Regions from separate parts of the Homo sapiens genome. Here region 1 is linked to region 2. The links are chromatin loops, found by intact Hi-C in ENCODE. Cell type or tissue: heart left ventricle. All regions are shown on one strand. Each heading gives the region's core, and the rest is flanking DNA. Links, peaks and the distances in the headings are about the cores only. Region 1 overlaps PUM3 (pumilio RNA binding family member 3). Region 2 overlaps SMARCA2 (SWI/SNF related BAF chromatin remodeling complex subunit ATPase 2).

The links. A loop is a pair of places that touch in the nucleus more often than their neighbours do. Peaks named below come from ENCODE experiments on the same cell type or tissue, not always from the same donor. Only the 100,000 strongest peaks of a DNase experiment are listed, where the experiment ranks them.
Region 1: a loop joins it to region 2, with 4 times the contacts of the local background. A loop is called at or near these places in 19 of 110 quality-filtered maps.

Annotation. Positions count from the first base shown.
Region 1 is chr9:2,807,229-2,823,536 of GRCh38, forward strand. PUM3 (pumilio RNA binding family member 3) reads right to left here. Exons shown (of 18, transcript NM_014878.5): 13 at 12,790-12,870; 14 at 4,992-5,134; 15 at 4,133-4,355; 16 at 3,116-3,203; 17 at 586-676. Among named protein-coding and RNA genes, the nearest start is that of PUM3, 29 kb to the right of the region's middle. RefSeq lists enhancers at 1,260-2,135, 3,887-4,760. In heart left ventricle, for the core only: no CTCF peak of the experiment used is centred there; no DNase peak of the experiment used is centred there; H3K27ac peaks cover 2,930 bases.
Region 2 is chr9:2,124,575-2,140,882 of GRCh38, forward strand. All of the region lies in intron 27 of SMARCA2 (SWI/SNF related BAF chromatin remodeling complex subunit ATPase 2), which reads left to right. Among named protein-coding and RNA genes, the nearest start is that of SMARCA2, 120 kb to the left of the region's middle. RefSeq lists a silencer at 11,217-11,484. In heart left ventricle, for the core only: a CTCF peak has its summit at 8,106; no DNase peak of the experiment used is centred there.

The sequences.
Region 1 (16,308 bases), core at 5,416-13,415, 680 kb after region 2:
GGTCAAAACCATAAATGTGGTGAAGCCACCTGATACCTTGTGAATGTTATAATTTGTCAAAAAGATGGTAGTTTAAAAATCCTAAGGGCCAAGCACAATGGCTATGCCTGTAATCCCAGCACTTTCGGAGGTCAAGATGGGAGGACTACTTGAGCCTAAGAGTCTGAGATCAGCCTGGCCAACACAGGGAGACCCCCATCTCTACAAAAAATAAAAAAATAAAAATTAGTTGGGTGTGGTGGCATGCGTCTGTAGTCTCAGCTACACAGGAGGCTGAGATGGGAGGAAAACTTGAGCCCAGGAGGTTGAGGCTGCAGTGAGCTGAGATCGTGACACTGCACTCCAGCCTGGGTGACAGTGAGACTCCATCTCAAAAAAAAAAAAAAAAAAAAAAAAGATTCCTAAGGACTGACTGAAAGAGTTACATTTGCTTTCTAATATTTGGTATGTTTGTCTAGACCATGAGTGACTGGGAGTAATATTAGACTACTGAGAACAAATATTAGAACTGAGAAATCAACGTGAAGGAAGTGTGTCTTTTGCATGACCAGGCCCTGCTCAGAGAAGGGCACATGTTATACATACCTAGAAAGAATAATGGCACCTCGATTTACACTAGCCCAGGACTTCAGGTTCTTCATACCAACATGCTCTACAAGTGTTTTTGCAAAACAACCTGTAAAATATACTGAAGCTTAGTGAACATCACATAATAAGATATATACTCCCTACCCCCTTCTCTACTGCCCTTAAATCTGCAAATATTTTTAAACAAAAAAGCTAACAAAAGTAGCTTTCACCCAATCTCCCTTTTAACACAAAAAATTCCAGTGCAGGTTTATCTAATGCATTTCTAAAAGAGCCATTTCTTTTAACTCTGATCCAAAACCTAAGCTATGTTTAGCAGTAATTACTCAAGATAAACTATGAATTCTAATAAAACACTCACTTGGTTATGTCTGCACTTCTTTGTATTATTTAATGATTTAACTTTGACCTGAAAGCTATTCAGGAAATAAATGTTTCACAGTAGCACCTCATGCTTGGTTGAAATCAAGTTCTTCCTCATGGAGAAATGCTCACTCACAAGGTGCCATGAACATAACACAGTGTTCACGTGTTCAACAGTGGTTGATAAATGACTGTTCTAGCTTAAACTTGGCATTTCTCTTTACAACGCTTACATACTCACAAATCAAAAATACCATTTTTCTCCCGTTATTCTAGTATTTGATTCCCAAGGTCGTGGTATTATCTTTTTCACTTTGCAATTAATGCTTGGACAAAGGAGAAATTCTGATAGCTAAGATTTAGTGCAGATGGAGGTAGGGACAACCTATCTTGAAGGCAAACATCATAGTCAGGTAGCATGTACTATATAATTCATTCAAAGATACCTGAATGTAAGGACTCTTTAAAAGCCAAGAGGCCTATGGCTATTCAGCCTTTCATGGTACCTGCTAAAGAGGGACAGAGTTCAGCTAGTGAGGCAAATTGTTTTCCAAAGCTGACCACAATAATATCTCCTGTCCTGTGTGCTCTTCTAGAATGCAGCCACTCCCCCATCTATAGGGGGAATCCATGTCTTCTTTTGAATCACAGTGGGCCTCTGTGATTGACTTGACCAAGACAGTATGATGAAAGTGGCATTAAATGACTGCTAAGGATAAATCATGGAAGTGCCACGCATTTACTTTGTCCTCTTGGGATGCTCACTCTTAAAAAAGCAACCACCATCTCGTGAAGGAGCCCAAGCAGCCTAGAAAGGGAAACTGAGGCTGTTGGTCCCCAGCCAACAGTCAGTACTCACTTGCCAGCCATGTGAGTGAGCTAAGCGAAAAGTGGACACTCCAACCACAAACCGAGCAGCCCTAGATGACTCTGACTCTGAGCATAGAGGGGCAGGCTCCACCAGACCCTGATCAAGTCATTGTTTTGAAAACTACTAAGTTTTAAGGTGGCTACTATCCAGTAAAAGAGAATCAAAACAGCTAGACGTGCAGGAGGACAAACTCATTTGGTGCTGAATACGACAAGACAAACACATCAGACCCAAACTGGCAGATTTTAGGGTTCTCAGCACATTTTAATTAAGAGGGAGAAAAACCACTGGACATTAAGCCAGACTACTTTTCTGGCATAAACTCAACTATACATCAACTTTTTAATAATGAAAAAGATTATTCCATATGTTATTTTTTTCTTTAATATTTATCACAAGGCTTCTCTTTTACAAAAAAATTTAGTGAAAAATAGCCCCAGGTCCCCATTCTTAAAGGTAAGGTGAGAAGTGACAGCTCTACTGCTATACTGATTGCCACACTAGCCATCAGAGCTGCCACTTGCCGCAAGACATGAATTCATGATCTGTCACTTTTTTCCAGACATTGTAATGAAAAGCCCAAACTGTTTTAACTCAGTAGGGGAAAAAAATCTCTCCAGTGGTTTAAATACCAGATGGAATTTGGATTTTGTAAGTGAAGGTCTGGTTGGAGATAGGACTGAGAGGGGAATGGCATGCAAATGCTAATGCTGTCCTTCTCTAGAGAGCTGAGTTTCTACAGAGCAGCTGTAAGGCTTACAAAAAACCAGAAAGCGCCAAAGACTGGCTTACTCTTTGGTCACATGTATTTCAATGCCAAATAAACAGGCACTAGTCCAAAACTCTCTTACGAGGATAATCTTCTTCTGCTTATTCTTTCTTCAAACATAGAGATAAATGTCATGCCTTTCTACTGAGGTAATGATACTCAACAATTGGGGCCCCCTACCCCCTCTCACCATCCTCATTAGAATGGCATTTTAAGGCATTGACCAAGCCAGGTTAGAAGCCTGCAGCAGCACAGGAAGGAAAACAGAGAGAGTGAGGGGGCGGTGGGGGGGGCTGGCGGGGGGGGTTTGGAAAAAAGAAAATTAAAAGAGTTCTCAGGCACAAATATTTCTAGGGGAAAAAGCATTACCAGCAACCACTGAATCATTTCTTATTCACAGACACCATTTCTAGACACTTGGCAAACTTCATTTGAGCTTAAATGGCTGGTATAAAGTTCAGGGATGCCAGGAATTACTGGAATTCCACATGAGATACAAGAAAAGGTCAAATTTCATAGCCTACCTTCTCTCCCATTTTCTTTCATCTTTTTATCTTGCTCTATTAACCACTTCAGAACTAGATGTCCTGCAGGATGTTCTGCAATGTGAAGCTATGAAGGGTCAAGAACAGTTAATTTTAAAAGTTGTTTTCATTCATACAAATACATTTGAATGAATACATACTATTTATGCCACCACATACAGATAAGGACTCAGCCACTTTTAAAGTTCCACAGGCTTAAGAGGTCTTTATCTAGGACAACCATCATACTTGGGGGGACCACAGATCTATTCTGATCCCCAGACTGAAAGACAGTTATGCCAGATAACACAGCCACGGCACAGCGCTTCAGTCTCCGCTTCATTTAATCTGCTCTGAACAGTAGCAGCACAAGGCTCATCTTAATGCTAATCACGTCTTGGATTGAAATATGTCATTCTCAGACACAAATAAACCTACAGGACAGAACACTATAGCACAAACATCAAAACCCAATGCTGCATGCTGTTTAAGTACACATGACCACCGAAGGGGATTATCTGATGAGCGAATCAAGAAAGCATCTTTTCAGCTCAACCTTACTCCTCTTCAAGAGCAATACCAAGCGTTCCCAGTTATTTGGGCTACTCCTTAGCAAGTATGGGAGGCAACCGGCTCAGTCTCCTTATAGAGAAACTTTCAAGGTACATTCATCTTTCCCATTTGTTAATATGGTCAGGAGCCAGGGCTTCTCTAAGATCCATGGCCCACTTCTCTTCCCCAATCGCAGGTGTCAGAAGCACCTTGGGCACTCAATACTTGGCAATGATTTCATTCATAAGCAAATTCACATCTGTAAAACATTCCCAAGTACCAGGCTTTGACCCAGATGGTTAGAGAAAATTAAAGATGAATGTAATTGCTGCTGTGAGAGGTTCTTGGTTGTTTATTCAACAGGTATCTCCCTCCCCAGCTTTCTTACTGACACCCCACATCGTCCAAAAACGAAGTTTTTGTGGCCTTTGCAGCTTTCCTGCCTGTGCTTTAATGGCACATTACCTCTCCGTCCTTGCCACCAGGATGCAGTCCTGTTGCTGCCAAGCTGGCGATGGCATTCATGGTAGGCTGAACGTCTCCAGTGGCAGATCCCAGAATGTCAGACACCAACACACACGCAGACTTATCTAGCACCACTTCTTGGGCGTGTTCTTGCAGGTAGCTTAACAAAGCTGGAGAAATGGATTCTAGGAGCTCCCGTCTGCGGACCTCTGTATCTTTCTTACTGTTGAGTATGTTGAACGGGGTATTAAGGTAAGATAAATCGCAAAGGAAATGTGGTGATATTATCACAAAAACCTCTAAGAGCTTATCACAGACTGTATCGCACTCTATTATTATTGTCTATCTTTCTGTTAAGCATGTAGACAATAAGTGATACGAGTATGTGTTCTGTTTTTAAAAATGTTTGTGTCCCACGATCTGAATAGTGCCTGGCACAGAACAAGGGCTCAATAAAGGGAGTCTGACTTGTGTAATACCAAAAAAAAAAAAAAAAAAATCCAAAAACCAAATAACATACCCAGAAAACAACACATTTACACTGCTGTATGGACACCATACTCTAGGGTACTCAAATATGTGGTATCGGTAGCTTTGAAAATAAAGCAAAATAAAAGCCAAACCACGCACTTGAATGCCTACTATGTGCCAGGTGCTCAGGTGTTCTTTTGGCACGACACTTTTATTTCCTTGTCAAGATAAAAACTTTAGAATCTGTCAAAAATATAGGCTTGAAAATGGAATTCACCTTTTCAGCAGTTTTAGAGAGGGTATGGATGGGTAAGTGGACTTCTGGAAGAATGCACTACTCAACATTAACAGAGGAATAAAGAAGTCAAGCCATTCTACTTGGTTTTACCTGTGTGCATTTCCATCTCCTTTTTGCAGAACTTCAATGATTTCTCGTACTGTATGTGCAGGATCTCTGGGGCTTAGTAAGTACAATAGGACCTTCCTTCCATATTTGTCATTTACTATGCTAGGCAATGAACTGATAATTTCCTATAAAATTATAAACAAAAAAAAAGAATCAATATCTGCATTCTCAAAACAAAGTACCACAGGACCTTTCTTCCATATTTGCCATTTACTATGCTAAGCAAGGAACTGATAATTTCCTATAAAATTATAGTATATGTGCTGCCAAAGTGAGCACAATGTCCTATAAAATTATAAACAACAACAAAAAAATGAATTGATATCTACATTCTTAAAATAAAGTATGCCTAGAATTTCAATGGTGAAGAATACATACTTAACTACTATTTTTCCCAGCGTACTTCATGGAAAATGTGGAGCTAGTTCTGAAATTGTGTCATTAAAGCACACAGAGATTTACATTTAGAACACAGAATCAATTCTCTTTTGTGACTAGCATTACTGAACAACTCATTTGTATTAACTGACCAAGCCCAAGGACTTAAAAAATATTTAAAGGTGTTATCTTCATTCATTATGGCCAGTATTTCTTGGGCCACTATTACTAGGGACATCACTTGCTGAGGTCACTGAGTAGAGGCAGTTAACTTGCAGCTGCATTTAAATGTAGCACCGGCATGAATGAAGAACACTTCTATTAGAATTTCCCTGCTGAGATGTATGTGAAAGGAGATAAAGAAACTCTGTTAAATCGAACAAGTGGATAAAGGCTTTTAAAGTTAGGTTGCTTATTCATGGCAAATGAAGGCTGTTTAGCTACCGCAATGAAAAACAAAAACAGAAGAGGAGGGGAAACCAAATCCAGAAAGCCTCGACTAAGCAGTTACAAATTACACTATATGACATTTCCAATCAACATACCCAAGAACAGTAACCTCCTTTTCTAGTTGTTCGAATTTAAGGGACAAAAGCAACGTCATCCCCACCCTAACTAAACTCCTGTGTAAATCTGCTGTTTTCAAAGATAGAAAAGTCACTTGAAAATTTTTAAAAATTCCTTTATTCTTAATAGAGAAGATGCAACAGAAGAGTCATCAATTTATTTCCCCACCTCTAACACTCCTATTTCTTGTAACAAACTTTATAAATATTCAATGCATGTTTGAGCACCCCATATTCTTCAGAACTGGCTGGGCCTCGGAAAGAGTTCTGTCCAACTGGCCAGGTTTACAGATGAGGCATCCAGAAAGAGGAAAGGATCTGCCAGGGGACTCACAGTGGCAGTGTCCTGGTCCTCCAACTCCAAATCTAGTCTCTTTCAAAGAAAACATAAAACCTCCTCTTAAGGAAGGGAATTCTCTCTGAGATGATATATTCAGATCTGCTCTTCTTAAAAGGGCCTATTTATTATGATGAGATTAGTAATTTTAGTGTGAGGAACCAAGCTCAAAATCAAGTCAGCCATCAACGATGGGACCGTGAATCTCACTGCATCATGATCCTATGGCTGATGATGCTGCTCCAGGTTCCAAACACCATGTTTCTCTTTTTAAAATCTCAACCTTCCCTCATTTTTTGCACAAAAGTATAGCATGCTTCTGATAACAGTAGCTAACACTCGTTAAGTGCTTACTAGGAGTCAAGCACTACTGAGAGCTGCACACTGATCATCTAACGTAATCTTCTGACCACTATGTCCTGTTTCTACCAGTCCAATCCCCATTATGCTCTCCTAACTACTTCTGAAGTTTAAGATCACAGTATAAAGATTCCCATGTAACACATAAAAGTTTTCAGAGAGCTGAAAATTCAATAGGTCTAACCACCTCAAAATGAATAACTAATTACAACCACTCAGGGAAAATGAACTTAAAATTTCAGTAACAAACGGGAAAACACACAAAAAGCATACAGAACTTGTTACAAGGCAGGGAACTCTCTCAAGGAAAACAAGCTCCAAAGTGAACTCCAACTATTTTTTTTTTTTTTTGAGACGGAATCTCACTCTGTTGCCCAGGCTGGAGTGCAGTGGCGTGATCTTGGCTCGCTGCCATCTCTGCCTCCTGGGTTCAAGCAATTCTCCTGCCTCAGCCTCCGGAGTAGCTGGGACTATAGGCTGCACTATGACACCCAGCTTATTTTTGTATTTTTAGTAGAGATGGGGTTTCGCCATGTTGGCCAGGCTGGTCTCGAACTCCTAACCTTAGGTGATCCACCCACCTCAGCCTCCCAAACTGCTGGGATTATAGGCATGAGCCACCACACCAGGCCAATCTATGTGTTGCTGATAATGAAGTGTTTAGTGCCCCAAATATGGCATACCTTGAGTGTGCCTTTAGTGTACCTTTAGGTACCTATATTAAGCTTTAACCAACACATAAGAGAGGACAAATGCTTTGTTATATATTTTGTTAATTTGTTGAAAGAAAGAGGTGAGAATAATACATAGCCTGGGCCAATTTCTACAGTTTAAAAAACAAAAACAAAAACAAAAACAAAATTTCGCTGCCCTTAACAAAATGACTCTGAAATATAACACCTTTAAAAATTTGTTTTTTTGAGAACAAAACCAAAACAAAACAAAAAAACTGGGCAGTATGTAGTGAACAACTATAATGGCTACTCTACACTTTTAGTTAACATTTTTTTCCTTGGTATAGGGAGGAGGCATGAAGCCGGCAATGTATTCCTCAATACACTGAGCTTTCTCCACAGCTTCCATGCTTAGGGACTAATCCAACACATATGGCTTGGGCAGAAATGGTTTTATAAAATGAGAAACTGGGACTTCATGATATGCATAAAACCTGTGCTTAAATACTACTCAGACCAGTCCCCAAATTCATTGAACTTTACTCCCTTTTGGTTTGTAATTAAGGAATTTAGAATCTAAATTCGTATTTAATTAAGGCTTTTAAAAGAATGCATGTTTATAAATAACAATTTTACAAAAAACTAAAAAACATTTCTTCAAAATGTAGTATCATTTTTTCAACCCACCTTATTGATCAGCAAAAAAAATGTAGTATCATTTAATCCTTCCCCAGCTCACCCTCGTTACAGCTTTCCCCTACCATCAAAAACATACACCTTTGAAAGAGTACTACTCCATTTCTCTTTAACTTGGGTTACAGAGAAAATGGGGAGGAAGTTCTAGATTATCACATGGTGTGTACTAACAATTCCAGTAACATGTATAAATAGGTAAGAGACAGCTAAGGCATAGTTGATTTTGTGCAGAATTTAATCTCCGGGGTCTTAAGTTCAAGCTGTGTAGCCTTTGGCAAATCCATTAAACTCTTTGCATATTAATTCCCTTACATTTAAAAGGAAATGATACACCTGCCTAACTCATGGGCTACTACCAGGAGCAAATCAGAAAAAGTCACACTGCAAAGTGAAAGCTGCCATAAAATAATTATTTCATATTAAAAACATACCTTTCAATATGTATAGCCTCCTTAACTATGGAGATTAAATAAAGCTAGCTGAGTCATGAGTTTTTACCCTCAAGAGAAAGAATACCAAAAATTGTTTAATTCAAAAGGTTTTGGCTTGGCTTACTCCTAACAAGAGTTAACTTACAGAAAATTCACAAAGGCCCATTTATTGTAATTTCTTCTTAAGCTCTAAAGTAGGCATGTAAACAAAGAAAGCATGGGAATTACAAAAGACTTCCCTTCTGAAGACATCTTTGGCCAGTTCTGACTGCCTTGCGCTGAACTCCAGCTAGATACCTTGGCACTCCTGTTTTGCCAATGCGCTTTTAAAGAGGAAGGGTAAAAGTCAAAATAAAGATACACACATGAAGTAGGGTTAAGGCGTGTGCGTTTTTGGTTGAGGGTAGAAATGTAAAAATCAACCCATCCATGGTGCTGAAGACTGAGCCTGTGGTGTCCACTCTTACGGTAGTTTGCTATGGGGACAAAAAGAAATGCAGACTACTGCATAGAACCTAAAAGCTAGTGAAGAGGGAAGAGAGTTAATAAAAAGTTAAAACTAAGAGATTTAACTAATGGATAACAGAAATATAGAGGGCAGGTTAGATCATCAGGCAGCTTCCCAAGTATTTTGTTCTGAAAACAGGGTGACTGTTTCCAAAAGTCTACCTTTTCAGCTGCACTAAAAAAACTGGAAGGTCTAGTTTAGTGGGTACGCTGCTTCATTCAGTTTTGCAAAATAAAAAAAGTCCTGGAGATTGCCTAACAATGAGCATATTTAATACTACTTAACTGTATCCTTCAAAATGGTTAACATGCTAAATTTTGTTATATGTAGTTTACCTCAATTAAAAAGAAAACAAATGTGAAGATCTATCGCCATGGAGCTCACACTGCCAGGGACTGGAGCTGAATGGTGCCCACCACCTTGCAGAGGGTGTGTGCTCTCGCCATTTCCTACAGTCCCTCCCACATCTCCTTGTCTCACACCTGGCCTGGCCACTCATTTACCTATCTGGTCAATGAAGGTTTGCAGGTTTGTGAGCCCTGGGTGAGATCATGATTAACTGCTCAAGGAAAGGATGGCAAAGAAAAAGACTATAGTAGTTGAGTGGGTGGGGAGACCACATCTGACTAGAAGATCACTATCTGCTGATTACACTAGAGCTTAGTCTTAACAGAAAACAAGCAGTGATTATCGGGCTATGATTTCAACTTGACATTTTGGGAAATCTAGTTACTCTAAATGGAATGCTTAGCAACACACTAAGCTTTCTTGGCTATTTTTAAAAGCACTGCGTAATGCAATGGTTTCGTAGTGGCTGAGTGGGAAATAGGAACACGTGACTCTCTATATAAACATACATGCAGCAAATTTGGCAGCCCAGCAATTCTGCTAAGTGCCTTAGAGAAACTTAACATGTACCCAAGGAAATATACACAAGAATGTTCAAGGATTTGGATTAGCAAAAATTAAGAATTAAAGTTAGTTTTTAAAATTGTAAACAACCTAAACATCCATCACCAGGAAAACAGAAAATAAATCGCAGTATAGTCACATGTAATAGAATACTATTTGGCAGTGAAAAATAAATGATTTAGAATAGGGATGGGTAAACTATGGCCCATTGGTCAAATTCAGCCTATAGCCTGTTTTTGTCCATCTTGCAAGCTAATAATGGTTTTTACATTTCAAAAGGGTTTTAAAAAACAAAAACAAAATGCACAAGAATACATGATAGGACCATATATACCCCACAAAGGCTAAAATAATTATTAACTGGCCCTTTATAAAAAGGCTTGCTGACCCCTGACAATAAATCTCACAAACATGAGAAAAGAAAAAAAGCAAGATGCAGAAAAATACATGTAAGACATCATTTATACAGAACTTGCAAACATGTAAAATAAAATTAGATACATGTTTTACAAAATAAAAAATGTCCACATATAGTGAAAGGATAAGGAAATGCAGATGAATAATAAATACCAAATTTATCATAGTAGATATGGGGCGATGATAGGATATCAGGGATGGGTACACAAAGGGCTTAAACTTGAACTGTATTTGTCAAGTTTTATTTCATGTCAGGTGGTGGGAGGCTGGATGTTCACTGTATTATTCATACCTTTCTGTATATTTTAAAGACAATGGCTTTAAAAATATGCATCAATATTTATTCACCCTCAAACAGCAATTGGCTAGTATACTTATTTACTTTCCAGCGACCATTGCTGTCAAACCGTCTGCATATCAATTGACTGCAAAGGTAAACTGGATGAAACTTTATGTTTATTTAGGAAAGTAGTAAGAAAGAGCTCGTATCCATTTTGAAAGGCGAAGAGCTCAGCTGACCAGGCTGTGATTTCAACCTGACATTTTGGGAAGTCTGGTGCCCTGAACAGAGTGCTTAGCAACACTAAGCTTTCCTGGTTATTTTTAAAAAGCACTGCATACTGCAACTGTTTTTGTGGTGGATGAGTGATGGGAAAAATCCAAGGGCAATTAGCATTCCAGAATTTTATCACGAGCTACACAGTTTAATAATACACAGAACCTGTTGAACGTTTGTCAGTTACAGGAAAGAGATCGGCAAATCAGGCCATTCAGGGAAAGCTGCCCTAAGTATGAGAAAGTCGTTAAGAATGTGGGTTAAGCAGTTGTGGGAATCAAAGTGATAAGCATAAGGAATTAAAACTTTTTCAACAGCAACTTTAAGTGGCATACATCTTTGGAAAAAAATTAACAGACAATTCTGGCAAATCATGAAGGAAATTTGGTTTCTCTTGAAATCCATTTGGAACAGCTATGCACATTTTAGTTGTCGTGAAAATATTAAACAAAAGCAAACTTTCAATATCCCAGCCTGTTTCCATTTCTGTGAAACAACTTTATTCATCAGCCAATTCTATGGCCTCACATCTCTGTCACAAGAATGAAAAACAATCATTATTGATTGGAGTCAAAAGGGTAATAAAGTCACAAGGAACATGTCAAAATACTCAGTTTGTAACATGAAAGTCTTGCCAACTTGTTTCTTCCCACAATCCTATCCCAAAGAAAGTCATCACAATCTTAAAACAGTCAAGGGTAAAGTTGGAAAATGACAGCAAGGGCATGAGAAATTCACACACACTGGGACCTACGGCTGGCATCTAAGAAAACAATCTTCCCCTCCACTAGCTGGTATACTTTTTCTACTACACTCAGCTCTACTGATCCCAGGAGGCTACAAAGAGAGACCACAACACCACCACCTGACAACAGGTAAATTCTCTTTTTGAATCATCATATTCTTCTTTCTTGCAGATGTGAAAGTACCACATGTCATCACTAAGATTTCTCCAAGGGTCCCATTTATGTATATCAAACAGAAAGGCTTGTGTAATTTTCAGATGAATAACCTATGTCTATACAGATTATGTGGTTTTCCAGACGTTTCCAAGTTTGGTCACTACTATCAAACTAGTATTTTCTTATCCCCACCCTGCTGCAACCTCTACCATATACTCAACACCACTCATACACTAAAAACAAAAGAAAAGACAATTGTAGAATCAGAAAAAGAGACTATTGATGCAGAATGAAGAAAACACATAGTTTAGAATGCAATTTTTACTTTGGAGTACTTCCCCTAAGAGGACAATTGGTTTTTCTGAAGGCAACGTTAGCGATAAATACACTACATTCAAGTATTACCACTTTATGGCCACTACACTGGACTAGAAGGAATTTCTGAAATGTCAAAAGGAAGCTAGAGTTTTAATTTTAGTAATAACTTTTAATCTGACCCTACAAAAGCTCTAAGAAGCATCACAACTGAGTGAGTTTTGTACATTTCTCTTCTCCATCAGCTCAATCCAGCACAGATGCATTGATTAACTGGGTAACTGTGCAGAGGTAATTATTTCTCCACAGGGAGAGAGATAATTTAATAGGTCACAGATACTCTCTGCTTGTATTTGAGTTCTGGAATAACTAAGGAATTACTATGCTAGTTTCTGATCATATCTAAATATCACTTTGCTAATTTTCCATAGTTTAGAATCACGTATGTTCTAAAGTACCATGTTATCCTAATCCAAAATAAAAGTGTTAAATCTTAATTTGACCAGTCTTAAATATTTAAAACAGTATTAATATCAAGTTACAAGGTTAAGATTTACACAGGAATAAAACAAACCTCCAAAATAAAACATAATTAACTTAAAAGTAAGCAAAAATACTGATAGAAGGCACAGCTGCAAGTCTTTACACATGCATGGTGAAATCAAGCTTACACATCCACAACTGGTTTATCGATGTAACTTAAATTCAAGACCATCAGGATTACTTACTGATATGATTATCTGCTTCACAAGCTTAGTATCATCAATACAATCAAATGCCGCCAGTAAAACCAAATGGGAGTATTGGCCCTGCAAGAATTGGAAGCCAGCAAAGGTTAAAAACAAGTGCATAGATCTTCCCTCTTATTTCACACATGGAATATCTTCATAAAGGTAGAGCGAGACTCCGCTCAAAAAAAAAAAAAAAAAAAGATTACCTACATTGACAACTTGTCTAACATAACAAGATGAATAAAAGCCATTTTAATGAACTTCCTCTCTTATCACGACCTCATTAATTATATTCTAGAGGTAAGGTTGATTTTTTTTTAAAGCACATTATTCATTACCAAATAGTCTAAAACTAATACCTATTTACATAGGTTACTGTTAATGAATAGCTACTTGAAAATTATACTTAAAAGTTCAAGTTATAAGATTAACTTCAAAAAACCTACATATATAAACACATATATGATACTCCAATCATGAAAAAGAAAATATAAACTCATACAATTTTACACACATACACACACACACACGATATACATAATACATGTACACAGAAAATCCTGGAAGGCAAGGCATTGTAATAGTCATCTCTGGGTTATACAAATGATTTTTAATTTTCTTTTCTATATTGCTCAATTTCTTTAAAGTGATCTCACAAAATTAGAATATAAATATGAAAAAATAAACTAGAAGAGTATAATTATACACTGAATGAGAATGATATAAAAATCATTACTTTAAAAAAAGTATAGCTGCATGAGATCACAGAAATACACATGTGGCTTTCACAACACTCATCTTTTGAAATAAAATTATTTCCATGATGCTAATACTGTTCCAAACATTTAAAGAACACCTACTTTATGTTAAGAACAAAAACAAAAGAAAACAAAAACCTGTTTCCAGAGCTTGTGGCATGAGTATCCTGGATGTTGATATAATTGTTTCAAACTCTGATAGGAATTTGATTTTTGATAATAGCCCACAATCATTCAGAGCCAGATCTGATAAATATCACAGATAATACAATTTCAATTAGAAACAATAACGAAGTTGCTAACTGTAAAGTCAAAAAGACAAACTGAAGACAAACAACAAAGGTCTTACTATACAAAGACCAACAACCAACTAAAAATGGGCAAAGCCAGGTGCGGTAGCTCACGCCTGTAATCCCAGCACTTTGGAAAGCTGAGGCTGGTGGATCACGAGGTCAGGAGATCGAGACCATCCTGGCTAACAGGGTGAAACCCCATCTCTACTACTAATACAAAACATTAGCTGGGCATGGTGGTGGGCGCCTGTAGTCCCAGCTACTCAGGAGGCTGAGGCAGGAGAATGGCGTGAACCTGGGAGGCGGAGCTTGCAGTGAGCCCAGATCGCGCCACGGCACTCCAGCCTGGGCGACAGAGCAAGACTCTGTCTCAAAAAAAAAAAAAAAAAAAGAACATGAAGAGTCAGATCACACTAAAACAGAAGTACAAATGTCTTTAAATGTATGAAATAATGCTTTATGAACTAATTAAGGACAATAATTAAAACAATGAAATGCCATTTATCCTATGGGTGATGGTGAAAACCTCTGACAATAGACTAATTTATCAAAGGTTTAGGGAAAAGCAGGCACGCTTTTATGTTGATGAGAATGTAAAGTGGTTCAACTTCTTTGAAGAGCAATTGACAACACCTATACAAATTTAAAATGCAGGTATGAGCTGATCCAGTGATTCTAGTTCTAGGGATTTATCTTGCAGACGTGTTTCCATGTAAGTACAAAGACTTACATATGAATATATTCACTGGGGTACTAATTGTAATTTTAAAAACTCTAGAAACTACCAAAATGCCCAACAGTGGGGACTGGTTAAATAAATTATGGTATAGGCACACGATGAAATATTACAGTCACTAAGAAAAGTGAGGTAGACAGATGTATGTATATTGAAATAAAATGACCCATAATATGAATTAAGTGAAGGAGACAAAATATAGAACAACGTGCCTAGTACAAAATCACTGGTTTCAGTTCTCTTAACTCGGACACACATAAGCATAACCAAGCATAAAATATTTCTAGGTGAATACAACAGAAGGTGGTACAGAATTGAATGTAAGTGAGAAACAGACAAATCCACAAGTATAGTTGGAAATTTTAACATGTTTCTCTCAGCAACTGATAGAACTAGAAAATAATAAGTCAGTAAAAACACTGATGGTATGAACACTGTCAACTACTTTGATCTAATTGACAAATATAGAATACCCCACCAAACAACTCTACAATATATTATTTTCAAAATACTTAGACCATATGTTAGGCCATAAAACAGGTCTCAGTAAATTTAAAAGGAACAAAAGAATATAGAATATATCCAGAAACCCCCAATATTTGGAAATTAATAATTCCAAATAATCCATGGATCAAATCCATGGGTAACGTTAGCTTATCACCCCTTTAGAAGTAACTCTTCGAGATTTAAAAAGATATGTACTTAGTGTTAAATTACCTGACATAAACAAACTGTAGAACTAAAACAATATAATTTTATTATTTTAAAATGTTATACTCTTAATACCTTTGTGAATTTTCTATTAACATTCTAGTTTTTACTCATTTTAATGTAAGGTATTCAAATTAGAATGTCACGCAAAAAAATTTACTTAATATTGAATTATGAATTATAATTATGAATTATATTTATATTTATAACATAATAATATAATGTTATATAATATATAACATTATAATTCATATTATAATTATGAATTATGAAATATATATGAATATTGAATTATGAATTATAAAAAATATGAGAATTCCATATTTCACTTTATTATAGGAACGTTAGCTGCCTTCTGAATTCTTCTAATTTCTAGCCCAACAGAAGACAATAGTCAAGTACACAATCACACAGCATTAATTTTAACTTGTTTGATTTAGTATTTCAAACAAGTTGAAGTATTCCCCAGATGCTAGTAGTTCTCACTGGATGTTTTCAAAGGATAAAGTAGTTGATTACTACATAATTTTAGTTCATCAATAAATTAGAAATTTGTTATCCATCAAATATATAAAGTATAACTCAAAAATTAAAATTGTATTCACTACATATATTCTAGTTACAGTACACCATAGCAACAGCATGAAAAATTATTTAATAACTAAAAACATATAAACACTATTTTTGAAGCAACAAATCCCCCAGAAAAAACTTTTGTACCTATGAATTTCATTAGGAAAATTGTTACTGCATTTCTAAAGAGCTATAAAATTTAACAACTAAAAATTTCCATAACCACACTGCAAATTTATTCTTAAAAAAAAGATACATTTTAATTTCTTTTATGGTTTTGGTCATAAGGAAAACTACTATCAAGTTTCTGAAGTGCAATCTGGCATCATTTACCCAGAGACTAAAATATGTACATACTGTATCCAGGCAGTAATTCCCATATTTAATTAACATGACTGGACAAATTCACCAAAAAAGCTAGTAAATATCAGGTTTTCAAAGAATA
Region 2 (16,308 bases), core at 4,229-12,228:
TCGATTTCCGCTTGATCTGATCTGTCCATCACAAACACAGATTAGAGCCTGGGACTCGGGTCACCGATGCTTGGAAATGTTATTCGGGAGTTTGTTTATGTTGTTTTTCCTTTGGAAAATGGTGATTTCTCATTTTGATTGAGGACTGAAATCTCAGAACGTTCCTTGGGCAGCACAGAAATATCAAAATGCTCTTAGGAGTCGCGTGTGTGAACACTGAGGCCCGGGTGACTGTTCCATTCGAAGGGTTAGCTCTACTTCCCATTTTTGGGAGTAGACTTAGTACCTAGAAAGGCACAGCAACCTGGGACGTGCATTCCAGACACAGCCAGTAAATGCATGCTGGAAATAGTAAGTGTAGTTGGGTAAAAACCAAGCAAAACAAAAGCTTTGGGGAGTTGTTCGTTTTATCCAAGGGGAGTACAGTTCCCAAGCTTTGTGAAACATGGATTTTAGGACCCAGGTTTTAAGTAGGTAGATGGGTAGAAAGGCAGTGGGCAGAATTTTGAGATTAGATACCAAAGGCAAACAGGTCTTGTCACCGCTTGAGATGTGATTTACTCAGGATGTTGTATGATGAGAGGGACGTGACCTGAATTTTGAAAAGATGGGAGCCTGTGATTCTGAAAAGCACTGCTCATTATTTGTGGTTGAACCGTTGTGTATAAAATAGAACATTTGTGTGATTAGTTTGTCGTATCCAGTCAAATATTCCAGTGACCTCAGAATATGATTCTGTGAATTTTCTTTGTTTCACTATTGAGATTATAGTTATGTAATTAGGATTCATTCTGTAATATGAAGAGTTTTTTGGCTAATATATATTTCTGAGCTTGGGAAAATTTTATTTAAGCAATAAATTGAGTACCTGGAGTATTATTACAGCAGACGGGACAATAATAATCTGGGCCAACCTTTTTTTTTTTTTTTTTTGAGACAGAGTCTCTCTCTGTCACTGAGGCTATAGTGCAATGGTGTGGTCTCAGCTCAGTGCAACCTCTGCCTACCGGGTTCAAGGGATTCTCCTGCTTCAGCCTCCCCAGTAGCTGGGATTACAGGCGCATACCACCATGCCCGGCTAATTTTTATATTTTTAGTAGAGACGGGGTTTCACCATGTTGGTCAGGCTGGTCTCAAACTCCTGAGCTCGGGTGATCCACCTGCCTTGGCCTCCCAAAGTGCTGGGATTACAGGCGTGAGCCACCGTGCCTGGCTGGGCGAAATTTTTAAAGCTAAGCTTTGATATGTTTACTCTCCAGACATTAAAAGCAAAATAACCTTGTTTATTGGGCAAGAATGTAGCTGAACTTAACTTCTTAAAAATAATCATTGGGAATTGCCCTGAAGAAAAACAACATTATGAATCTCAGGAAGTTTTCCAGTTTAAGATATCTGTTTTGTTTTCTCTTTTTCATTCAGTTTCTATCCCTGATGAGTAGCACAGTGCCTAGCATAGAGACTCAGTGAATGTTTGTGAAAATGAAAGTACAGCCTTAAGAGGAAAGGGAAAGTGACTAACTTATCAGCAGTGTTAGGAGAGCATTTCTCTTTTTAGCGCATCTAGTAAACTTCCTTTTATCTACAACATGCACATTTAAAAATGGAAAATTAGTTTGTTTTACAAAACTGCACTGTGAAAATTGGTTTTTATAATTGTAATTCTGAAATGCCATGCAACATACTAAGTCATCCAAGAAGGACGAAACTGTTCTCAAAACAGCTTTATTGTAACGTATCTTTTTGTAATCTAATCTTTTGAAAACTGCATGCCCGTATTTGGTATGAAACTGGCAACTTGTTATTAATCAGGACATGCAATGGATGCAACATGCCCCATGGCCTAAGCATTCAAAGTAGATGCTTCCTGTCTTTGGTGTTCACCAGCAGCAATCCTATTTAATATCAGCCTGTTAAGCTTTTTTGATGATGAAATGATATTGAAGGGGTTCTCATGGGCCTGGATGTGAAGAGATGTTCTCTACTGGCTTATGATTTAACACATTGCATGAACCCAGCCAACATGGCCTTGAAAGGGAGTTTGGCAAGGACCGTCGTGTAAGAAATGCTGTAACAGGGCTAAAATAATTCTTCTTTTTCCTGGCAATGTTGTACAAAGCCTGCTTGGCAGAGACATCCAAGATGCATAGCATCGCAGAGCTGCAAGGCAGTTGAATGGAACAGCTTCCCATCCCTTGCTTAAATCACATTCTCTGCAATCTCTGTGCCAGGAGGCTGGCCACCCCTAGAAGGAAAAACTACCTTTTTGTCTGTGTAGCCCCTCCAGTTCGTGGTCAGCTCTGATTAATAGTTCTTCCTCCCTTTGAATAGAATCTTCTTTCCTTGTAGCTTCTCCTCAGAGGCCTTGATTCTTTTCCCTGGGGTGAAGAGAACAATATTTTTTTCTGTCTTTAGTATCACAGCCCCATGGATAAAATGTTTGCAAACTCATGTTCAGTCTGGATTGAACTTTTCTACCTTCCTCTTTCTCTTGAACTTTCCTCCTCCTTCAAGGCCCAATTCAGTTGCTACCCACTCTGTGGCACCTTCACAGATAAATATTAATTGCACTTTTAATTGTCCTCTTAACATTTCTTTGCTTGTCCTTCAGTCACAGTTTCCTAGTATTCTCGGTAGTTGCCAACCTGCCTGCTTTCCTGACTAGTTGATAAGCTGGCTCTGTATCTTGTTAGAATTTAGGACTTCTGTGTACAAATACTAAGTGCCCATCAGTTGCCAAATTAAAGTAGCACTGGATTGACAGATAAGGGTATAGATAGATGTGGGTAATGTTCACTGCTGCCACAGATGGACCTCAACATGCCCTGTCCATGGACCTATCCAGAAAAATAAACAGAAGTTGATTTCTCCCTTCCCTGAAAGTCCATGGTAGGTATACCTGATTGGTGAGGACAGCTGTTCTCCATAGGGTCATTCAGGGCTCCAGGCTGACAGAGCCTCTGCCGGCTTGGTCATCTCCATCCACTTGAGCTGGAAGTGGGGAAAACAACATGGAGTAGTGGGTATGGAAGTCTAATGGGCCCTGCCTAAATGGTTATAATTCCATTGGCTAGAACTTGGTTATGTGGCCACTCCAGCTGCAAAGGAGATGGAAATGTGGTCTGGCTGTGAGCCCAGGAAAACAAAATTTTGGTGAATATTTAGCCATCCCTGCCTCAGCACACTTAGGTTAAATTTAAGTGTTATGGTCACTTTCTTTGCCAGTGGTGTTTTGGTTTCATTGAAGACAGGTTTTATTTTGTAATCATGGCATGCTAAAAATTCCTACAGTGTCCTTTAGAGAATCTGTTTAGTTGGTGGAATTTAGAATTTTTTTCTGCATTCATAATGTTGTTTTTAATCAGGAGGATCACAATTTCAAACACAGTTCAGTTTTTTTTTTAAAGGTATTTTACATTGTTTTGAAATTCCTATTTCCACTGAGGAAACTTAGATGTCCTTAGTGTTAGCTGGTCTCAAGTTAACGTCATCTTTTTGTGGTAGTCAGTTCAACATTCACATTCTGGGCTGTTTCTCTCTTCCCCGGGGGCTCCCATCCCATCCTCCTCTCCAAGATGGCATCTGGATAAAGACGTGGTGTTTAAGCACGGCATTGGGGGCGAGCATCCTGGTTCTCTTGCTCCCCATGGGTCTCCACTGATCTCAGCATATAGCTGCTGGTCTGCTCCTTTCCTGGGAGGTCTTTACATGCAGCTGGTTTCATCTCATTCTTTTAGAGACCTTGATGACATGTGCTGTTGAAATCTGGAGCCTGGCCACAGGCACTAGTTAGAAGCTGTCCTGCATTCTCACATCTCATAAGACCCCTGGCCTCTTTGGCCTCATGGTGCTCTTAGCTCTTTTGTGTTCTGTTTGGAAGTCTGCAAACTCTCCTTGACTGATTTCTCCACACTGTGCTAGAAGATGCAGGGTGCAGTGAAACTGGCCCCTTCCTCAGCAGTTGCTAAGTCAGCACCAGGGGTTGTCAAACCTGAAGCTTCTAGAATCTGATGGTTGGGTGGGTCCTGGAGCTTTTTAAAGAAAGCAATTCAAAAATGTCTTAAGTTTGCAAATTGTATAAAAGTATGTAACTGTATTTGGGATCACATAGTGAGGGATCCTCCCAGAGCTTTGGAAGGAGCTTGTGAGTGAGAGGCCTAAAGCCTAAGCTTCATTAGCTTTCCAATAAATCCACCTTTAGCAGTTTTAGTGCCTCATTATCTTCCTTTCCACTCAGTCTCTGCCTCCAAACACCCCAGGCTTGGATTCTGAAGGGGGAGTATTGCATTTCAACCCAGCTGCAATTCAGTGCTGGCACAAACTAGCCAGACTTAGCACAGACTCCATAAGTTAAAGTGCATAGTCCCCAACAACACTGCCCTGACTTCAGACACCAGCCACACTTTGGGGGTCCCGAGGCCCCCCACACTTTTGACTGACTACAAATTCAGGGGCTCGTGAACCCTTTAGGCTTGATAATTTGCTAGAACAACTCACAGAACTCAGGCAAGTGCCATTAGCAACGGATTCGGATTGATTATGAAGTATACAAATCAAGAGAACTAGGCCAGGCACTGTGGCTCATGCCTGTAATCCCAGCAGTTTGGGAGGGCGAGGCGGGTGGAACATGAGGTCAGGAGATCGAGACCATCCTGGCTAACACGGTGAAACCCCATCTCTACTAAAAATACAAAAAATTAGCCGGGCGTGGTGGCACGTGCCTGTAGTCCCAGCTGCTTGGGAGGCTGAGGCAGGGGAATCGCTTGAACCCGGGAGGCAGAGGTTACATTGAGCCGAGATCGTGCCATTGCACTCCTGCCTGGGCGACACAGCGAGACTCCATCTCGAAAAAAGGGGACTAGCCAAATGAATGGAAGCACAGCATGCAGTCTGGGAGGAAACCTGGGCTCCTCTGCCTGCTCCTCGTGGAGTCAGCGTCCATCAGTCCTCCAGCTCATCAGTGTGTTCACTAACCAGGGAGTGCTACTGGGCCTTGATGTCCAGAGTTTTCAATGGGGTTTCACAATGTATAGGCATGATTGATTAGATTGTCGGCCACATGCTTGAACTCATTCCCCAGCCTCTCTGCCCTCCCTGGAGGTCAGACTGGCTCACATCCCCAACCCTGTAGTCATGTGGTTGGTCTTTCTGGTGACCAGTGCCCACTGGAGCTGTTTAGGGGCCTATCACACATGACACTTCATTATCAGAACAAAGTTACTCCTGTCACTACGGAGATGTCAAACATAGAAACTCCATGTCAGGAACCCAGGACAAAGACCAGACAAATTCTTTTTTTTGAGGCAGGATCTCACTCTGTTATCTAGGCTGGAGTATAGTGGTGTAATCTTGGCTCACAGCAGCCTTGACCTCCCAGACTCAAGCAATCCTCCTACCTCAGCCTCCTGAGTACCTAGGACTACAGGTACATGCCACCATGCCCGGCTAATTATTGTACGTTTTGTAGAGTCGGGGTTTTGCCCCATTTGCCAGGCTGGTCTTGAACTCCTGAGCTCAAGTGATCCACCTGCTTCCGTCTCCCAAAGTGTTGAGATTACAGGCATGAGCCACCATGCCCAGCCTGACAGATTCTTTATTATATAATAGGTAGTAATATATTCAATCCTGACCTTACTTCTCTTCCTCTTGACTCCTGTTTCCTCCATGGAAGAAGGCTCTCCTCCTTGCCTTCCTGTTACGTGGCAACTTCCTGTTCCCGAGTGATAGCACCATGTGCTGTGGCTTCTTGTGCCATTCTGAGAATCCCGGTCCTCGGCCTTGTCGTGGCCGAGTGGTTAAGGCGATAGATGAGAATCCCAGTCCGCTAGGTTTGGCTCTTGATCGTAAAGGTGGTGAAGGGAATTCACTACCCTATTTTGGAAGTCAAAGATGTTGTCATTTTTGTCTCTGCATACCAACTTTATCCTAATTCTGCTCAAGGCAATGAGTAACTCTCCCGAACAAGGGATGGTTCTTTTAGAAAGTGTGAAAGAGAATATTAACATGGTTAACAAATATTCCATCCATTACAGTTTTGTAACTTTCCTATGGTGTGTGCCCAAGGTGATAACAGTGCTATATTACAGATTACATATATATATATTTGCATGCGCAATTATACATATACATACATACATACATATATATATACACACACATATATATATGTATAATTGCGCATGCACAAGAAATGGCCCATCTTGATAATTTCTTGGAAACATATATTTGCTTCTTTATATGTAAGAGCAGGCATTCCATCTACCTAAATTCTGACAAGCCCAGTGGGCCACGGTTTTCCGGTTTAATGTCAGCCCTGTGTACACTGGCTGTGCTGTTTCTAGCACCGTAAGGCAGTCATCATTATTGAGCCAGGGGCTGTGCAAAATTGGGGTGATTGCAGAGCCAAAAAGCGGGCTGGAGGGTGGTTTCTGGAATGCCTGTTTTACTATTCTTCCTGTTCCTTTGCTCTTTCTGCCAACTTCAGAATCCTTCCTTTCCTTAAAACATTTAGTGATATCCCTGAATTTATTTAATTGCTACGTGAGTGATTTTTGCCCCACAGCACTGGAAGATAATTGGAATGCATTCTAGCTTATGTGCTCTGGATAATATGCAATTACCAGCCAGCTGGAGAGTAGTATGCCTTTGTCTCACAATGTCTTGTAATTTTAAAAAGTTTCTCCTATTTGCTGTTGTCTCTTGTTACCTTTCTTACGGCATCATATATCTACTATGGGGTCCTTATGTCTGAATGTGTAGACACTTCTTTTGGTATACTGAATAAGCTCCTGGCGATGAGGGAAGACACCGCTTTGTTTTGTGATGTCCTGTGCAGTTGGGCCCCAGTAAACGCTACGGAAATGATGGTGATGAGACTTATTTCTTTAGATCTTTAAATTGGGCGATAGATAACAGCAAGTTTTAGAAGCCATAGAATTTCAAGAGGAACTTTGCAGAAAGACAGAACACCCTCCTTTTCCTTGACCAGTCTGTCACCAGGTGACAGCCTGAGCTTCCCATGGTGAACGTGCCTAAATGGGGTTCCCATCATCATGTCTGCTGACTACTAAAATAATTTTGGGGTTTTCTTCTTCCCAAAGTTTAACAAAGTAGAAAAAACAAAATGAGGCCGGGTGCGGTGGCTCACGCCTGTAATCCCAGCACTTTGGGAGGTCGAGGCCAGCATGGCGAAACCCCGTCTCTACTAAAAATGCAAAAATTAGCTGGGCGTGGTGGCGGGTGCCTGTAATCCCAGCTACTCGGGAGGCTGAGGCAGGAGAATCACTTGAACCTGGAGGTGGAGCCCGCAGTGAGCCAAGATCACACCACTGCACTGCAGCCTGGCGACAGAGCAAAACTCCATCTCAAAAAAAAAAAAAAAGGAAAAAAAAATGACATTTATAATACTAGGTGCTAATCAGTAAGGTAAAATGTGATACATCTCAAGAGAATTTAGTGTCTTTAAAAAGCTATGTAATACCAAGCTGCAATAAGCTCTCTGAGTTGGCCTCTCATCACAGGAAGCCAAACTGCTAAACTCTACACAGGAAAAGGCAGACAAATCCATGGTGAATTAGTCACAAAAAACTGGGGAAAATACGAAGAAAGGTTAAAGAACAAGACATTTGAAATTCTATGGAAATACACAATGATAAATAAAATATTTCCTCACAGGTGTAAAGAGGTGGGCTGTGGATTTTTCTCTGCCTAGAGATCTTGCAAGCAAGCTAATGCCTCCTCTGGGCTGCATTAAGTATGATCCAGCCTGAAATCACAGACAGGGGCTTGAATCACTCAGCTCTGTTTCTCCTGACAGCATTAGTGATTCTCGTAGATGTACTTTTCCCCTAAAATATTTTATTTTACACTGGCAAGATTTTTTTGTGGGGGGGGATCCTTTTTCTAAAGCATAATGTGCATCATGTTTGTAATATTTGGCTGCATTTGTTTTGTCATTTAAAATCTTTTCTTGCTTTTTCTGTAAGATGTGAGAAGCTTTGTAAACATGGACCCTTTTTTCTTTTATCAAATGGCATTTTAACTTTTAAAATTGGGTCATCAGATTTACTGGGGCAAAATTTTCTAGCAAGCTGCATTTCCGTTTTTATACACAAGGGAGAGCTAAGGCCCTAGAAAATAGATTTGGGTTTTGCCAAATTCCAAGTCCTTCAATACTTTAGGGTGGAAGTACTGAACTAATTAAGAGTGGTAACAGTTGTGAATTGTTTGGAAAAATACTTGATAGTAATAAAATAATTTTAAGAACTTTGTATAATTTTTATTTTTTTCTGAAATCCAGTGACTAGATTGCTTTAACAGCCCATTGGACTTAACATTTCCCATTTTATATAATTCGGGAGAATAAATTTAATAGAATAGTCCTCAGAGGTCTGACGGAAATATACTAAAATAAATAATAAAGGTTGAGGAGTGAGAGGGAATTGTTTTGATTTTTAAAACTTTGATGCTTGGAATTTCTGGTCTTGAGTTATGTCCTCTGAAATCAGGATTCAGCTCTGAAATCAAACTCACTCATCGAAAGTAACCATGGGAAACTGAATTTGGCCTACAGATACTAAGGAGCCCCAATAATTTCACATTATCTTTTAATGGAGCAAACTATTACAGAGAAATCAGAGAAATAATATTTTAGGAATTTGTATTATATTTTAGAAATAATATTTTAGGAATATGTCTATCTGAATCAAGATTTGGTTTTTGACGTTTTCTGCTTTTTTACTTTATTTTTTTAAGAGACAGGGTCTCACTCTGTCACCCAGGCTTACTGCAGCCTCAAACTCCTCGGCTCAAGCAGTCTTCCTGCCTCAGCCTTTTGAGTAGCTGAGACTACGGGTACGCACCGCCACACCCAGCTAATTTTTGTATTTTTTTGTACAGACAGGATGTCACTCAATTGCCTAGGCTGGTCTTGAACTCCTGCCCCTAAGTGATCCTCCTGCCTCAGCCCTGCAAAGTGTTGTGGTTACAGGAATGAGCCACCGCGCCTGGCCAGTTTTTGTTTTGTTTAGTTTTTTTAATCAATAAGGCTACATGTTTCAGTCAGTGTCAGGATTTAAAAAAAAAAAAAAAGTCTACATGAAGAAAATCTTCATTAATTTTCTTAATAAAGAAATGTAATTATTCATTAAGAGGTGGAGGTGGGGAAGAGTACAGTTTAGGAAGCAGAGACAGGGCAGGGTGGCCTCATCATCATTATGCCTCAGGGTTCGGGTGAGCATCAGAAAAATAACTGTGACTTTTGATGGCTCTCTATATGGAGAATTTAGGATAGTGATTAAGAGTACATGCCTTGAAATCTGATGAACCAAGAGGTTCAGATTCCGGTTCCATCTAATTAGCTGTGTGACCTTGGGGACCTTGTGTCACCTCTCATAGCTTTGCTTTCCTCTCAGGGAAAATCATAGAACCTACTTGATAGGGTATTCTGAGAATTAAAGGTGTGTAACATAGAATCTGGCATATAAGAAGGACTCAGAAATACGTATTAGCTATTAAGAAAAAGTTTCCAATTATTTCGAAGAAGACCTAATGGATAATAGAAAAAGAAGAAAATACGTTCTCTTTTGTGTCTTGATGACAAGACTCGGGGTGACAAGAGAAAGGTAAAATTGGGAATCAAGAAGCTCCTTTCGCTTACTCACTAATGGAATTAAAAGAGAACAATATGTTTACTTGCTGAATATGTTACAGGACCACAGGTTTATTCATCTCAAGCACTCCAGCTTGTACTCATTCAGCCATTAAGTCTCTTTACCCTGGTTTTTACCTAGGTGCACACCAACCCAAACTCGCTCGGCCATTAACTCTCTTTACCCTGGTTTTCTCCCTAGCTGTACACCAACCTATACTCACTTGGTTATTAACTCTCTTTCCCCTGACTTTCTACCTAGCCGCCTGCCAACCTATACCCACATGGCTATTAACTGTCTTTACTCTGGTTGTCTCTGTAACCCTGCATGCCTGCAGGAAAAACAATGGGGCTAGCAGTCAGGAGCCTGGAATGTGAGTTCTGACGCTGCTACCAGATAAATATGTGATCTTGGACAGGTCTCCTGACCTTCCTGGGTTGTTATGGACTGATGTTTATGTCCCTGCAAAATGGATATGTTGAAATCCTAACCCCCAATGTGATATTAGGAGGTGGGCCCTTTGGAAGGTTATTATATCATGAGAGCCCTCATGAATGGAATTAGTACTCTTATAAAGGGGACCCTAGAGAGCCCCCTAGGTCTTTCTACAACAGGAGGTCAGCAATCTGCAAGCTGTAAGAGGGCTCTCACAGAATCCAATCATGCTATACCCTATCCTCAGACTTCCAGCCTCCGAAACTGAGAAATAAGTGTATGTTATTTATAAGCTATATTAGGGTTATCCACAGAAACAGAACCAATGGGATATGTGGAGCCATGTATAAGAGGAGATATATTATGGGCCTTGACTCGTGCAAGAAATCCCATGAGATGCCACCTGCAAGTTGGAGACCCAGGAAAGCCAATGGTATAATTGAGTCCAAGTCTGAAGGACTGAGAACCAGAGCAGGGACCACTGCTGGTATAAATCCTGGATTACGAAGACCTGAGAACTAGGAGCTCCAGTGTCTGAGGGCAGGAGAAGATGGATGACACAGCTCAAGAAAAGAAGGAATTCCCCTTTCCTTTGCCTTTTTGTTCAAGTCCAGCCCTCAATGGATTGGATGATTCCTACCTATGTGGGTGAGGGTGAATCTTCTTTACTCAGTATGTAGATTAAAATGCAAATCTCTTCCAGAAACAACCTTACAGACACATCACAAAATAATATTTTACCAACTATCTGGGCATCCCTTAGCCCAGTCAAGTTGACACCCAAAATTAACCATCACATCAGTCACCCAGTTAATGGTATTTTGTTATGGCAGCCTGAACTAAGACATGCGTTGAGTTATATTATCTTTAATTTGCAGGATCCCTTCCATCTATCTAACAGTAACCTCTAAAGTCACCTGAAGCAGCTATTATGGAGTACAGTGGTGCAATCTTGGCTCACTGCAACCTCTGCCTCCTGGGTTCAAGCAATTATCCTACTTCAGCCTCCCAAGTAGCTGGGATTAAAGGTGTGTGCCACAATGCCTGGCTACTTCTTTGTATTTTTAGTAGAGATGGGGTTTCGCCATGTTGGTCAGCCTGGTCTTGAACTCCTGACCTCAGGTGATCTGCCTGCCTTGGCCTCCCAAAGTGCTGGGATTACAGGTGTGAGCCACAGCACCCAGCAACTTTTACTTTTTTTTTGAGACAGAGTTTTGCTCTGTCGCCCAGGTTGGAGTGCAATGGTGCAATCTTGGCTCATTGCTACCTCCGCCTCCCAGGTTCAAGTAATTCTTCTGCCTCCGTCTCCCGAGTAGCTGGGACTACAGGCGAGTGCCACCACGCCCGGCTAATTTTTGTGTTTTTAGTAGACATGGGGTTTCACCATATTGACCAGGCTGGTCTCGAACTCCTGATCTCGTGATCCGCCTGCCTCAGCCTCCCAAAGTGCTGAGATTACAGGCATGAGCCATCGTGCCTGGCAACTTTTACTTTTTATTGTGGTTTTTAATAATAATTATCCCCTGCTTCTTTTTTTTTTTTTTTTTTTAAGATACAGTTTCAATCTGTTGCCCCGGCTGGAGTGCAGTGGCACGATCTTGGCTCACTGCAACCTGCGCTTCTCGGGTTCAAACAGTTCTTGTGCCTCAGCCTCCCGAGTAGCTGGGATTACAGGCACGTGCCACCACCCCTGGCTAATTTTTATATTATTGGTAGAGACGGGGTTTTGCCATGTTGGCCAATCTGGTCTCGAACTCCTGACCTCAAGTGATCTGCCCACCTCAGCCTCCCAAAATGCTGGGATTACAGGCGTGAACACTGTGCCTGGCCTATTCCCTGCTTTCTCATCTTACATAAATGTACTGTGAGTACATTTATGGAGACTGTTGAAAAGCAAATTCAATTCAACATCCATTTGTCAAACATTGATTAGGTTGAGCAACACACTGTGATTGGCCTGGGGAAAGCAGTATTGTTTGGATTCCTTACAGTCATGGCAGACCCACCTTATTAGTGCAATTAGGAGCCAGGTTTGAGAGAGACTATTAATAGAGGTAATATTGCACAGTTAGCCACCTTGAAGAGCTTGTCAAGAGCAGGTCTCCAAGTAGACACAGATGGAAATTGATAGAGATTAAAATAAACCATGAGATGCTCTGACTTTTAGGGGTTTAAGCTGTTCAGGAAATCAGAGTTTAAACAACACATATTTTACTTAATGCTAGAATTTTAGTGTCATTCCTCTGGATGTTATTTGCAATTTTCCCTTCCACCATCCTCAAACTCCCAGAGGAGGAAAGGGCCACTGCCTCTTTGGCCAAGCAGTCTGGCCTCCAGACACAGCAGGCAACTGGGTTTATCTTCCTGGCTACTGCTAGGAGACTCAAGCCTTCTTAACACCGCCAGTGCTCGTGTGGTTTCTACCAACCCTACTTGGCCCAAAATGAAAAAAATGTACAGCACGGCCCATTCATTCACCTTTGAGAAAAGAAAGATTCAGGGCTTTAGGTGCCAAAGTAATAAGGATCTGGAGTGTGTAACATTTGCAGATTTTTGGCATTTTGGAGGATACCTTTCCTCCTTGTTCACAACAGTTCAGGTGGCTACCCAGAGAGGTCAGTGGGAACTTACCAAAAATCGGCCCTGATGACCACTCCTGCATCAGGTTCTCCAGTGGCCTTCCATTGTAAGTGTTATTAAATCTAAACACTTGAACATGGTCTATAAGGCCACAATCACCAGGCCTTTGCCTGGTGCTGGATTCCCACCTCCTTGCCTTCATCTCTGGGTGGCTGCTCCACTGAACTCTCCTTCTAGTCCTTGGCACTTCTAGAAGTCTTTCTCCCAGATCTTCATGTGGCTGTCTCCTCCTTGTCCCAATGATCTCCTTCCAGAGAGACCCTTCCTGGCCAACCTAGCTGAAATAGATAGCCCCTGGCAACAAGTCATATCACCTATGTTAACTTTCTTCATGGCATTTGCCACTATCTAAAAGTTATCTTACTGTTCCTCTCCACTGGTATAAAGCTCCGAGAAAGCCAGGGCCTTTGCCTGTCTTCTTGACTGCTATGTCCTGGTACCTGCAGCAGGACTTTATGCGTGGTAAGCACTCTTTAAATAGGTGTGGATAAGTGAATATACTAGGCAGAAATGAGGGCTAGGAGGGATTTGGTTGCAGCCCCATATCCTTTTGGCAAAGACAGTAGAATCATGTTTTTGTAACTAAGATGAGTCAAGGTAGAAATTGTCATTCTCTCCTGTTAGATTCCAGTGATCTGTGACTTCATGTAAAGATTTCTTAAAATAATTCTAAAGGCACACATTTTTGATGTAACAGTGCTTTTGAGCTTTAAGAATTTGAGGCCTCCATTCTAATTTCAGAACATATTAATGAAGATTTAAATATGCATTAAAAAGTACAAGCATTGCTTCAACCCAGCTATTTCTCAGAAATTCTCATTGATTTTATAACAGCTGTCTTCTAGCTTGAGCCTTCTAATTTCTTCAGCAAAAAACAACAACAACAACAAAAAAAAAACAGATAAATACATCTAACTTAAAATTAAGACAAAAAGTATTAATTGGATTTTTAGTTTTGTGTGTTTTCCGTATTTAAAATGTGATGCTATATGCCTTTTAGATGGCTTCCCTTCTTTTATGTTAAAGAATGAATTGTCAGAATCATGGAAAATTGTGGATGACACCATGACCCTTTCCTTGAGGCAAAACTTGATTCTTGTTCTGTCACTCCTATTGAAATAAGTATTTAAGGTCACTATGCTCTTAGGAAAGCATATTCCTAACATATCATGCTGTTTTGAAGAATATCTTTCCCTTGGACCTTTGTAGAACCTTTTTCCAAAGATTATTTTAAATATCATCCTCAAAAGTTGAGCTTTACCAAGGCTTCCCATAGTCCGTTCTTCTCTTCCACAGCTGCCTCTGATAACTTATGAAAGATGGGCTCAGGTGTCAGATGATCAGGGTTCTGCTTGCAGATTTGTCACTGATTTGCTCTGCAACATCTTGGATAAATCACTTTACGTCTCAGAGCTTCAGTTTCCCTGTCTCTACATTGGAGTCATGAAATGGGGAAAGGGGTAGGGAAGAGAGCACCATCTCTCCTGCTCTGTCATTCTCCAGCTTTGCCTTTGGCGGCCCTAGAAAGAACCATGTGGGTTTGCCTTGGCCTGGCTCCATCTCCGAGAACTCAGCTCTTAGGAACTGAAACTCAGAGGGGTGTGGGTGAGAGATTTTTCTCCCTGTTCTTAGCCGGAGTTTCTTTCAAAAATGCAGGCTTGACAACTAAGGGTTCCCTAGCATATCTGTAGCTTAGTAACTGGTCAAATGTGTAGAGCTTTTGGGGACTCACCTGTAGCATCTGAAGAGTTGAGATGAGTCCTGTGTGCTGACAGGATGTGATGGACAGGACACCAACATGGTGGAGTCAGTAAAGGGAGCACCTGCTTGCCACAGGGGTTTACTGTAATCACCCAACAGGTCTTCCTTCTGGCTGCACAAAGCCAGGCCACTGAGACCGTGGCATTGCGGTAAAGAAAGAGTTTAATTGACGTGAGGCCAGCCACACCATGTGGGAGATGGAGTTAGTACTCAAATCAGTCTCCCCTAAGACTTGTAGGTTTGGGTTTTTCAAGGATTGTCTGGTGGGCAGGGGGGTAGAGAATGGGGAATGCTGATTGGTTTGGGATGCAGTTATAGAAGTGTGGAAAATGGTCCTCATGTGCTAAGTTAGCCTCTGGGTTGGGGAGCCACAAGACTGGTCGAGTCACCAACACTGGTGTGATATTGTGAAGTCCAGCACGCTAGAGTGTCAACATTCCAGGAAGATCACTAAAATGAACATTTGTTCTGCAAGAGAATTAATAAGTCCAGCATAGGGGTTACTGGTATATATTTTTATTTGCTGCCATTTTATCTGATGATTGACTGTTTTGTTCTATTTTTCTCCATTTTTATAATCACTACCCCCAATATAGTCGCTACTCCAGGTGGAGTCAGCTGGTCGTCAGAAATGCAGAAGTCTGAAAAGACATCTCAAGACACCAATCTTAGGTTCTACGATAGTAATATTGTCTACAGGAGTAACTGGGGAAGTCACAAATCTTGTAACATCAGGGAAAAATACCTGGTTATTGTTTCACTTACATACATCTTAGCAGAATTCAGGCCCCTCTCATAATCCTAACCTGTGGGCTTTCATTAGTTTTACAAAGGTTGTTTAGTTTTGGGAAGGGCTATTATCATCCTTGCATGAAGGTTAAACTACAAACTAAATTTCTCCCAAAGTTAGCTTGACCTATTCCCAGGAATGACTAAGGACAGCTTGGCAGTCAGAAGCAAAATGGAGTCAACTATGTCAGATTTCTCTTACTGTCGTAATTTGCAAAGGCGGTTTTGCTACTTTCCTTGCAAATTAGTTGGGGACTTCAGCAGTTCTGCATAGACCAAGACCAAGAGTTTTCTAGTACTCTCATCAAGAAGTCACCTACTCTGGTCCCATTTTAAATCCCCTGCATACTGTCTAGAAGAATATATAACAGATGCTAACAGGATCCAATTTGTTCATTGAAATATATCAAGTTTTCTCCAAATTTTCAAGACCATATTCATTTGCATTTAATTTTAAAATATCAATACACTGATGTCATGGTATATCATTTGAAGGCACAGGGAAGGATATTGTGAAGTCCAGCAGACTACCGTGTCAGCATTCCAGGGAGATCACCAAAATGAACATTTGTTCTCAAAGAGAATTAATAAGCCCAGCATAGGGGTTCACTGGTATATATTTTTATTTGCCACCATTGTATCTGATGATTGACTGTTCTGTTCTGTCTTTCTGCATTTTTGTAATCACAACCCCCAAACGCCTGAAGCTTTGGGTTTTTATGTAAACTGTAAAGTAGAATTTATTTGGAACCAGTTCCCTGTCATAAAAGCTAATGAAAAATACAGAAGAGTGAAGAAAGAAACTAGAATCACCTATAATCTCATTGACCTTCAGGTATCCAAGGTTGGAGAAGGAGCCAAGAAAAATCATGGACAGAGTTATTTTGGTGCCATTACATTCAGAATTATTTTTAACCTGTTGTGAGGCTCAGCTCTTTTGTAGTAGCTTCAGTAAATCCTAACCCATGATGCACACCGAGCCCCTGCCCGTTAGTGGTAATGTGCATGTCTTTCCATTTGGTTGAGGACACCTTGC